Linked DNA regions of Homo sapiens: region 2 is linked to region 1. The links are chromatin contacts, found by Hi-C or POLR2A ChIA-PET in ENCODE. All regions are on one chromosome and are shown on one strand. The core of a region is the stretch at or near the end of the contact, and the rest is flanking DNA. Distances in the headings are between cores, read along the strand shown. Region 1 holds the start of ZYG11A (zyg-11 family member A, cell cycle regulator). Region 2 overlaps SCP2 (sterol carrier protein 2).

Region 1 (3,802 bases), core at 805-3,304:
AAAGATGGGTTTAAAGATTATTGATAAAATACAAATGTCTTCAAAATGTAAACATGTGGTCAAAATTATGTTCAAATATTAGGTTTGCTAAATGCTTTAAGGTCATAAACTGCTTCCTTGGCTTTTGAAAATTGTTTAACTTGCCTGTTTTCTAGCTCGGTAAGGCCTGGGACATATGCAGTTGGCCACACCTCTAGATATGCTGGAAATAGTCAAACCTTATGAGAACATAACTTACCAGGTTCTATATTAAAGTTAAAATTGCTGAAATTCACACTTCAGCTGTAATAGGAAATATCCTCTCCATTGGGCAAAAGCCGAGGAAATGACTGTAACTTTCCTTCATCCTCGTCATTTACATAGGGCATACCCCAAGTAGAGGGTATTTAAACTCCCAAAAATTCTGTAACGGGGTCTTTGAGCCCCAGTGCTCGGGCCCACTCCCACATTGTGGCATTGTGGAGTGTACTTTCATTTTCAATAAATCCCTTCATTCCTTCCTTGTTTGTGCGTTTTGTCCAATTCTTTGTTCAAGACACCAAGAACATGAACACCCTCCACCGTTAACAAAAGCATATTGGCGGGGGCACGGTGGCTCACGCCTGTAATCCCAACATTTTGAGACGCCGAGGCGTGCGGATCACCAGGTCAGGAGATCTAGACCATCCTGGCCAACATGGTGAAACGCTGTCTCTACTAAAAATACAAAAATTAGCCGGGTGTGGTGGCGCGCGCCTGGAGTCCCAGCTGCTTGGGAGGCTGAGGCAGGAGAATCACTTGAACCCAGGAGGCGGAGGTTGCTGTGAGCTGAGATCGCGTCACTGCACTCCAGCCTGGGCAACAGAGCGAGACTCCGTCTAAAAAAAAAAAAAAAAAAAAAGCATATTGATTGGACTTGCAGTAAGAAAACTCAATTTTGACTCCCAGGTTGGCCACTCATCAGCTGGCCAAAAAACGTGTTGTCTATTCAACCTGTCAGTTCTTCAGTTTCCCTGTGAGAAAAATGGGGATGATACCTACAGCACAGGATTTTTTTTCTTCTTGTAGTAAGTGGATTAAATAAAAGAATAAATAAATGAAAGAAAAGCATTAGGCAAAGTACTTAAAAATAATTTTAACATCTGAATCCAATCCACTTATCAAGGACTTACTATGTAAAAAGCATTGTGATGTGTTTTACATACATTATTTAATCCTTACATTAAGTCTGTGAGATAAAGCATTCTCATTCTATTTTACTGATGAGGAAGTTGAGCTTCAGAGACATCAAGAATCTTGCTCCAGGTTCTCAAACACTAGATGGCTGAGCGGGCATTCTAATTCAGGATTCAAACTCCAAGGCTCATGCTCTTGAGAACTTTCCTTTTCCAAGGTATTGCTTTCTCTTAAATTAGCTAATGTGTACTAACTTGTGGAGTTTCTTTCCTGGAGAAAGTTAGAAGGGTCTCTCGGGGTTTCTTTCTTGGAGCAGGTTATAAGGGTCTTCTCGAGTACTTTTTAAGTAACAAGAAAGCTAAATAGATTTTTTGGTAGATACTTGCCAATATTTTGTATTCGTTTTATATTTGATTTATCCAGATACTCTAAGGAGTTGAAACAGAGAGGACCGTTAGAGAGGTGCTGTTGCCAGATTTTCAGGGGCAAAGTCTTTGAAATATATATTTTAATGTATGAAAGCTTTAAAAAATATATACATATATAGAAATAATGAATATGTGTGTGTGTGTGTGTGTGTGTGTGTGTGTGTGTGTGTGTACATGTATATATATATACAGTATTCCCCAAACCTACACAGCCGGTCCTCGGGGAATATCCTCTCAAGCCCTGAGGTGCAGGGCTGGGAAGGAGTGGGTGAGCGGCTGGGTCGTGGCAGGTTGGTCTGGGGAGGCTGGGGAGGCTGGGGAGGCGGGAGGAGAACGGTTGGCCCCGGCAGCGGCGTGTCGGAGGGCGGATGGGGCTAGGAGGCCGCCCGGGGGGTGGGGTCTGCGGCGGGCCGGCCCCCGCGTGCGCGTCGCCTCGCCGGGCATTTCAAAAGCTCGCCGGCAGGGCGCGGCGCTAGCTCCGTGTGCCTCGCAGGCGTGGTGGGCGCGTCCTGGCAGCCGCCCGCTTGGTTCTCGCGGGATCCGGGCTCCGGCTCGACGCCGGCTCTCTTTTTGACGCCCCGCCGCCGGGGTTGCCATGGTTCATTTCTTGCACCCGGGCCACACGCCCCGGAACATCGTCCCTCCTGACGCTCAGAAGGATGCCCTGGGCTGCTGCGTGGTACAGGTGAGCACCGGGGTGCGGGCGGCGACGCGGACCTCGGCGCCACGTCCAGCTCCGGCGAGCGCGGCGAGTCTCCTGGGACGCTGCCGAGGCACTTGCTGGGGAGTGTGGCCCGCGCGGGGCTGCGGTCTAGATGCCGAGCCCCTTCCAGGCGCAGGCGTCGCTGCGGAGGTGCGTTGTCGGGGGAGGCGGCCTGGGCGCCGCGGAGCGGGGGGTGCTTTTCTGCGCCCGGCGAAGCGCGTGGAACTTGCGCCCTGAGGCAGCGCGGCGAGAGCCCAGTCCCAGAGACCGGGGCGAGCCTCCTCAGGATTCCTCGCCCCAGTGCGGGCTGCTGTGAGCTTAGACGTAGGTGCAGGGCATGGCACTCGGCTTGGCCCGTAGTGGACGGTGTTTTTGCAGTCATGAACCCAAACGCCGCAAACCTTGACCGTTTCCCCACCCGTGTTGTGGACGCAGCGCCCCGCGGAGGCGGTGACCCTTTGGCCGTTACCACCTGAGGCCTTTGGGCCCGGGGCCGGGCGAGTAGCTTAGTCCGGCTGGGGGAACTGGAACCCGAAGTCTGAGATTCTTTCAGTTCCGCGCGTCCGCCCCCGTCCCCGTCCCGTCCCCAGCCTTTGCCGAATGCCTGTTACTCTTAGCTCTGGACAAAATGCAAACCCAAAGAATGTGTGTTTAGCGCCTGCTGTGTGTTAAGTGTCGCCTTTCTTTTCTTTCTTTCTTTTTTTTTTTTTTTTTGAGACGGAGTCTCGCTCTGTCACCAGGCTGGAGTGCAGTGGCGCGATCTGGGCCCACTGCAACCTCCGCCTCCGGGGTTCAAGCGATTCTTCTGCCTCAGCCTCCCGAGTAGGTGGGACTACAGGCGCGTGCCACCATGCCCGACTCATTTTTTGTATTTTTAGTAGAGACGGGGTTTCACCATGTTGGCCAGGATGGTTTCGAACTCCAGACCTCGTGATCTACCCGCCTCGGCCTCCCAGAGTGCTGGGATTACAGGCGTCAGCCACCGTGCCCGGCCAAGTGTCGCCTTTCTAAAGCAGTCTGGTAACCCCTAGTCTTTTGTAGGCTTTGCTAGGCTCCATTTTACCGATGTAGGGAAGTTGGGAGCTCTGAAATTTAGTTGACTTGCTCGTGAACTTGAATTTCACCTCAGGTGTTCAGACCTCTGGCCCCACTTTGGAAAAAACCCGCCAAGGGCCACCCTTGGGGAACTCGAGGGATTGAGTGGTGAAGGCTCGACCCAAAATTTATGGAGAGAAGGAAATGTTCTGATTAAGGTTGTGCTTTACATATTAACGCCTTGTTGGAAGACTTTGTGCCCTGCAGTGATCTAGCCTGTAATCTTTTGAACTCATTTAGAAAAGTTATATAATTTGTGGATTTGTAATTAATGGAAAACTTGGATTTTTTACGTGTGTGCTAGCATCGTCTCAAGCACATTTTTTCCTGCTTGGAATCGAAACAAGATTTCTTTACAAAAGTACTCACACCCATTTTCTCTGTCTAGTTCTGGGTATATCTCATTTTCTTTGTTAAGGAT
Region 2 (3,802 bases), core at 880-3,379, 200 kb after region 1:
CAGACCAAATCTAGCCCATCACCTGTTTTTTTGTTTTGCGTTTTGTAAAATTTTTGTTGAAGTCTAGCCTGTAGTAAAGGGCGTAATTCCAGAGTGTACCACGTGATGAATGTTTACAAATGAGTACACCTCCAAGGTCAAGACACAGAATGTTGCCAGTACTCCAGAAGCCTCCCTCCTGCCCCCCTGCTATCACTATTCACTCCCAAAAGGAACCATTATTTCAAATCCTATCACCATAGCTTGATTTTATTTATTTTAGAAATTCATACAAATGGAACCATAGAACAATAACATTTACTCTTTTTTAGGTCTGGCTTTTTTTTGTTCAACAGCATAAGATTCATTCATATGGTTGCGTGTGGCAATAGTTTGTGTTTACTAGGCGAATACCCCAGAATTTATTCCTTGTGCATTTGATGTATCTTTGCATTGTTTCAATCTGGGAGCCTGATGAATAAAGTTGTTATGAATATTCTTATAGATGTCTTTTAGTGGACATTTCCATCGTACTTACTTCTACTGGACACGCACCCAGGGCTAGGTGATAAAGTGCAGGTTTTGGGTATGGATGTACTATTTTACATTTCCTTCCATATTACATGAGAGTTTTAGTTCCTCCACATTTTTGACAGTACTTGGTACTTGCCAGGTTTTTTTAAAAATCAGGTTAATTGATGTACAATTAACAATAAACAATAAAATCAACCCTTTTTAGATGTATAATTCTGTGAATTTAGACAAATGCATACAGTTGTGTAACTATCACCAGAAATCAAGATACAGACAGTTTCCATTACCCCAGAAAGTGTCCTCATGTCCCTCTATAGTCAGCCCCCTCAGGCCCTTTTAGCCACTAGTTTGATTTCTCTCCCTGTAGTTTTGCTTTCCTTAGGAAGTCATACACATGAAATGATACAGTATGTAGCTTTTTGAGCCTCCTTCTTTCACTGAAATTTATTCATGCTGTTGCATGGATCATGAAGTATTTTATTCTTTTTTGCTGCTGAATGGTTACCCCTTCACCAGTTGATGCACATTTGGGTTTTTTCCAGCTTTTGGCAAGTATGAATCTTAAAGCCACTATAAGCATTCACATACAGGTTTTTGTGTGGACGTAAGTTTTCATTTTTCTTCGGTAAATACCTAGGAATAGGATTGCTAGTTCATATAGTATGTGTATGTTTAGCTTTATGTGAAACTTCCAGACTGTTTTCTGAAAGTGGCTGCATCATTTTACAGTCTTTCTGGTATTATGTTGACCTTTCATTTGTTTCCCATCCTCACTAACACTGGGTATTGTCTTTTTTTTTTTTTTTTTAAATTTCAGCCATTTGTTCTAGTAGGTATGTGGCACTCATCATGATTTTAATGTGAATTTTCTGATGATTAATGAAGTGAAGCACTGTTTCATGTGTTTCTTGGCCATTTGGAGATCTTCTTTTATATAATGCCTACATGTGTCATTTGCTCATTTTTATATTGGATCGTCTAACCTTTTCTAGTTGAGCAGTAGGAGTTCTTTTTTTTATCTTTTCCTGTAATCCACTGTACCTTAGAAAGGAGTTCTTCATATAGTCTGTATATGAGTTGTTTGTCAGAGATATATGAGTTGCAAATATCTTCTCCTCCCTCTGTCTGCCACCTGTTTAAAATAATTTTATTGGAACATAGCCAACATTTGTTTATATATTATCTATGACTGCTTTTGCACTACAGGGGCAGAATTGGGTAGTTGTGATAGAGACCTACTGACCTGCAAAGCCTAAAATATTTAGTGTCTGATCTGTTACAGAAAGTTTGTTAACCCTTGATCTAGAGAACCGTATTCATTTTCTATTACTGCATAACAAATTGCCACAAATTTAGTAGCTTAAAACAATGCCCACATTTATTAGCCCACAGTTTCCATGGATAAGTAGGCTGAGGACAGCTTAGCTGGGTCCTCTGCATAGAGTCACACAAGGCTACAGTTAAGCTTTTGGCCAGGGCTGGGCTCTCATCTGGAGGCTTCAATGGGGAAGGATCCATGTCCAAGTTCATTCAGGTTGCTGGCAGAATTCATTTCCCTGTGGCCTTGGGAATGATAGCTTCCCTCTTTTACTGGCTATAGGCCAGAGCTGGCCCTCAGCTCCTAACGGCCAGTTCCCTGCCACGTGGCCCTCTCCATAGGAAGTCCACAACATAGCAGTGAGCTCATTCAGAGCCAGCAGGAGAGCAAGAATGAGTCTGCTAGCAAGGTAGAATCATTTAATGTAACAAAATGACAAGAGTGACATCTCATTATCTTTGCCATATTCTGTTAGCTAGAAGCAAGTCACAGGTTCTACTCACACTGGAAGGAAGGGGATGTACACCAGGAGGGTCACCTTAGAGTCTGTCACAGTTACTATTAGTAATATATTGGTGTCTTAAGTTTACAGATGTTTTTCTATGTTTATATAGTTGAATTCTGTTTTAAGCAAAAATGGCATCATACAGTTTCTTTTGTAACTGGCTTATATAATAATATCATGAATAATGTAACATGAACATTTTTTCATGTCAGTAAATCCAGATCCATATCATTTCTTATTGTGGCTTGTATCATACCTCACTATTTGAATATACCATAATTTATTTAATCAATTCCGTCTTGTTAAATATCAGGATTGCTTGTGGTTTATGTCACATTTTACCAGGCTGCCATAGAAGTATATGTGAGTGCCCATTTCCCCACACTGCCTCAGTGCTGGTTATAATTCTGTTGCAGTCAGTGGCTCTTGACAAAAATGTATATGTGAAACTGAACACCTCCTATTCTCCTTCCTTCTCCTGTGTATCTGTTTTAGATAAGAAGGCTGACTGCACAATCACAATGGCTGACTCAGACTTCCTGGCTTTAATGACTGGTAAAATGAATCCTCAGTCGGTAAGTATGATGGAGCTTATATCCTGCTAGTAGGTAGGTCTTTCAGCCCTTTCTACTCCATCTCCTGACTCAGACTCTAAAGTGCAAAGTGGTCAGACTCACAAAACTCAGTGTTCCCCAAACAGTTGACAGACGTCTGTGGAGCAAGCTGTGTGCCACACACTGTCTTGTGTGCTGGAAGTGCCCAGAAGAGTAAGAAAGTTCCCACGCTCAGGGCATCCACAGATGTGTAAAAGAGTCAGTGCAGCCAGAGATCCAAGGTGCCACACCTGGCTTGTGGTCAGGGGAGGATGAAGGCAGGAGCAGCCATATCTCTCTGGGCCATCAGGGAGAGCACCACAGAGGAAGCAGCTCTTGAGCTTAGTACCCAGGCGGAAAGTAGGAGTGTTCCAGGAGGAGGGAGGGGTGGCATGAACAAAGGCCTGACCTTTTACATTCCATTTATTTGCCCATGCTCTTCTTTTTGCCTGACCTGTCCTTACCTGACAAATGACTTGTCTTTCAAAATTAGCTCAGATATTATCTCCAAGGACCTCTTTCCAAGTTGCTGGGGAGCTGTAACCAGTCCCTCTCCTGAGCCACGTACTGGACTGCCAGCTTAGTGCCTGTTGTGTTATGTTAGTCATAATATGCCTCTCTCTCTTCCCTGTTAGGCTGTGAGTGTCTCAAAGCATCAAAGCACATCTTATTTGTCTTTATGTTTCCAGAATTTAGCACAGTATCTGATGTTTTTAGGTATTCTGTAAACAACTGTTGGACTAAATTGCATTTGTCTAAAGTGTGTTTATGCCTTGTATAGATTTTCCTAGTCCCCAAATTGTCAAGGGTCCTCTTAGGCTCTTCAGCTGCAGTGTTGAATGGACTTGATATAGTGAGCTTTCTGTCAACTTG

Evidence for each region. Hi-C counts contacts between places; a loop is a spot of excess contacts on that map. ChIA-PET counts read pairs that join two places held with the same protein, here RNA polymerase II (POLR2A). Pooled maps may share reads with other maps.
Region 2: a map of endothelial cell of umbilical vein shows a loop between it and region 1 (6-fold over the local background). The contact joins the enhancer-like site here to the promoter of ZYG11A in region 1. A Hi-C loop is called at or near these places in 1 of 168 maps with a recorded cell type or tissue (endothelial cell of umbilical vein) and 1 of 50 pooled maps. POLR2A ChIA-PET finds 5 or more read pairs at or near these places in 3 of 52 experiments (HEK293, PC-9 and activated CD4-positive, alpha-beta T cell).

What each region holds. Positions count from the first base shown.
Region 1 is chr1:52,840,706-52,844,507 of GRCh38, forward strand. ZYG11A (zyg-11 family member A, cell cycle regulator) reads left to right here and starts at 2,055. Exons shown (of 14, transcript NM_001004339.3): 1 at 2,055-2,268. The coding sequence starts at 2,179. RefSeq lists a silencer at 1,805-2,134 and an enhancer at 2,636-3,229.
Region 2 is chr1:53,045,027-53,048,828 of GRCh38, forward strand. It overlaps SCP2 (sterol carrier protein 2), which reads left to right. Exons shown (of 16, transcript NM_002979.5): 15 at 2,832-2,911. Among named protein-coding and RNA genes, the nearest start is that of PODN, 15 kb to the right of the region's middle. Within about 2 kb of position 2,130, at least 8 of the 41 ENCODE cell types and tissues checked have a DNase peak (open chromatin) inside an H3K27ac peak, as active enhancers do; they include PC-9 and endothelial cell of umbilical vein, where a contact is called at or near this core.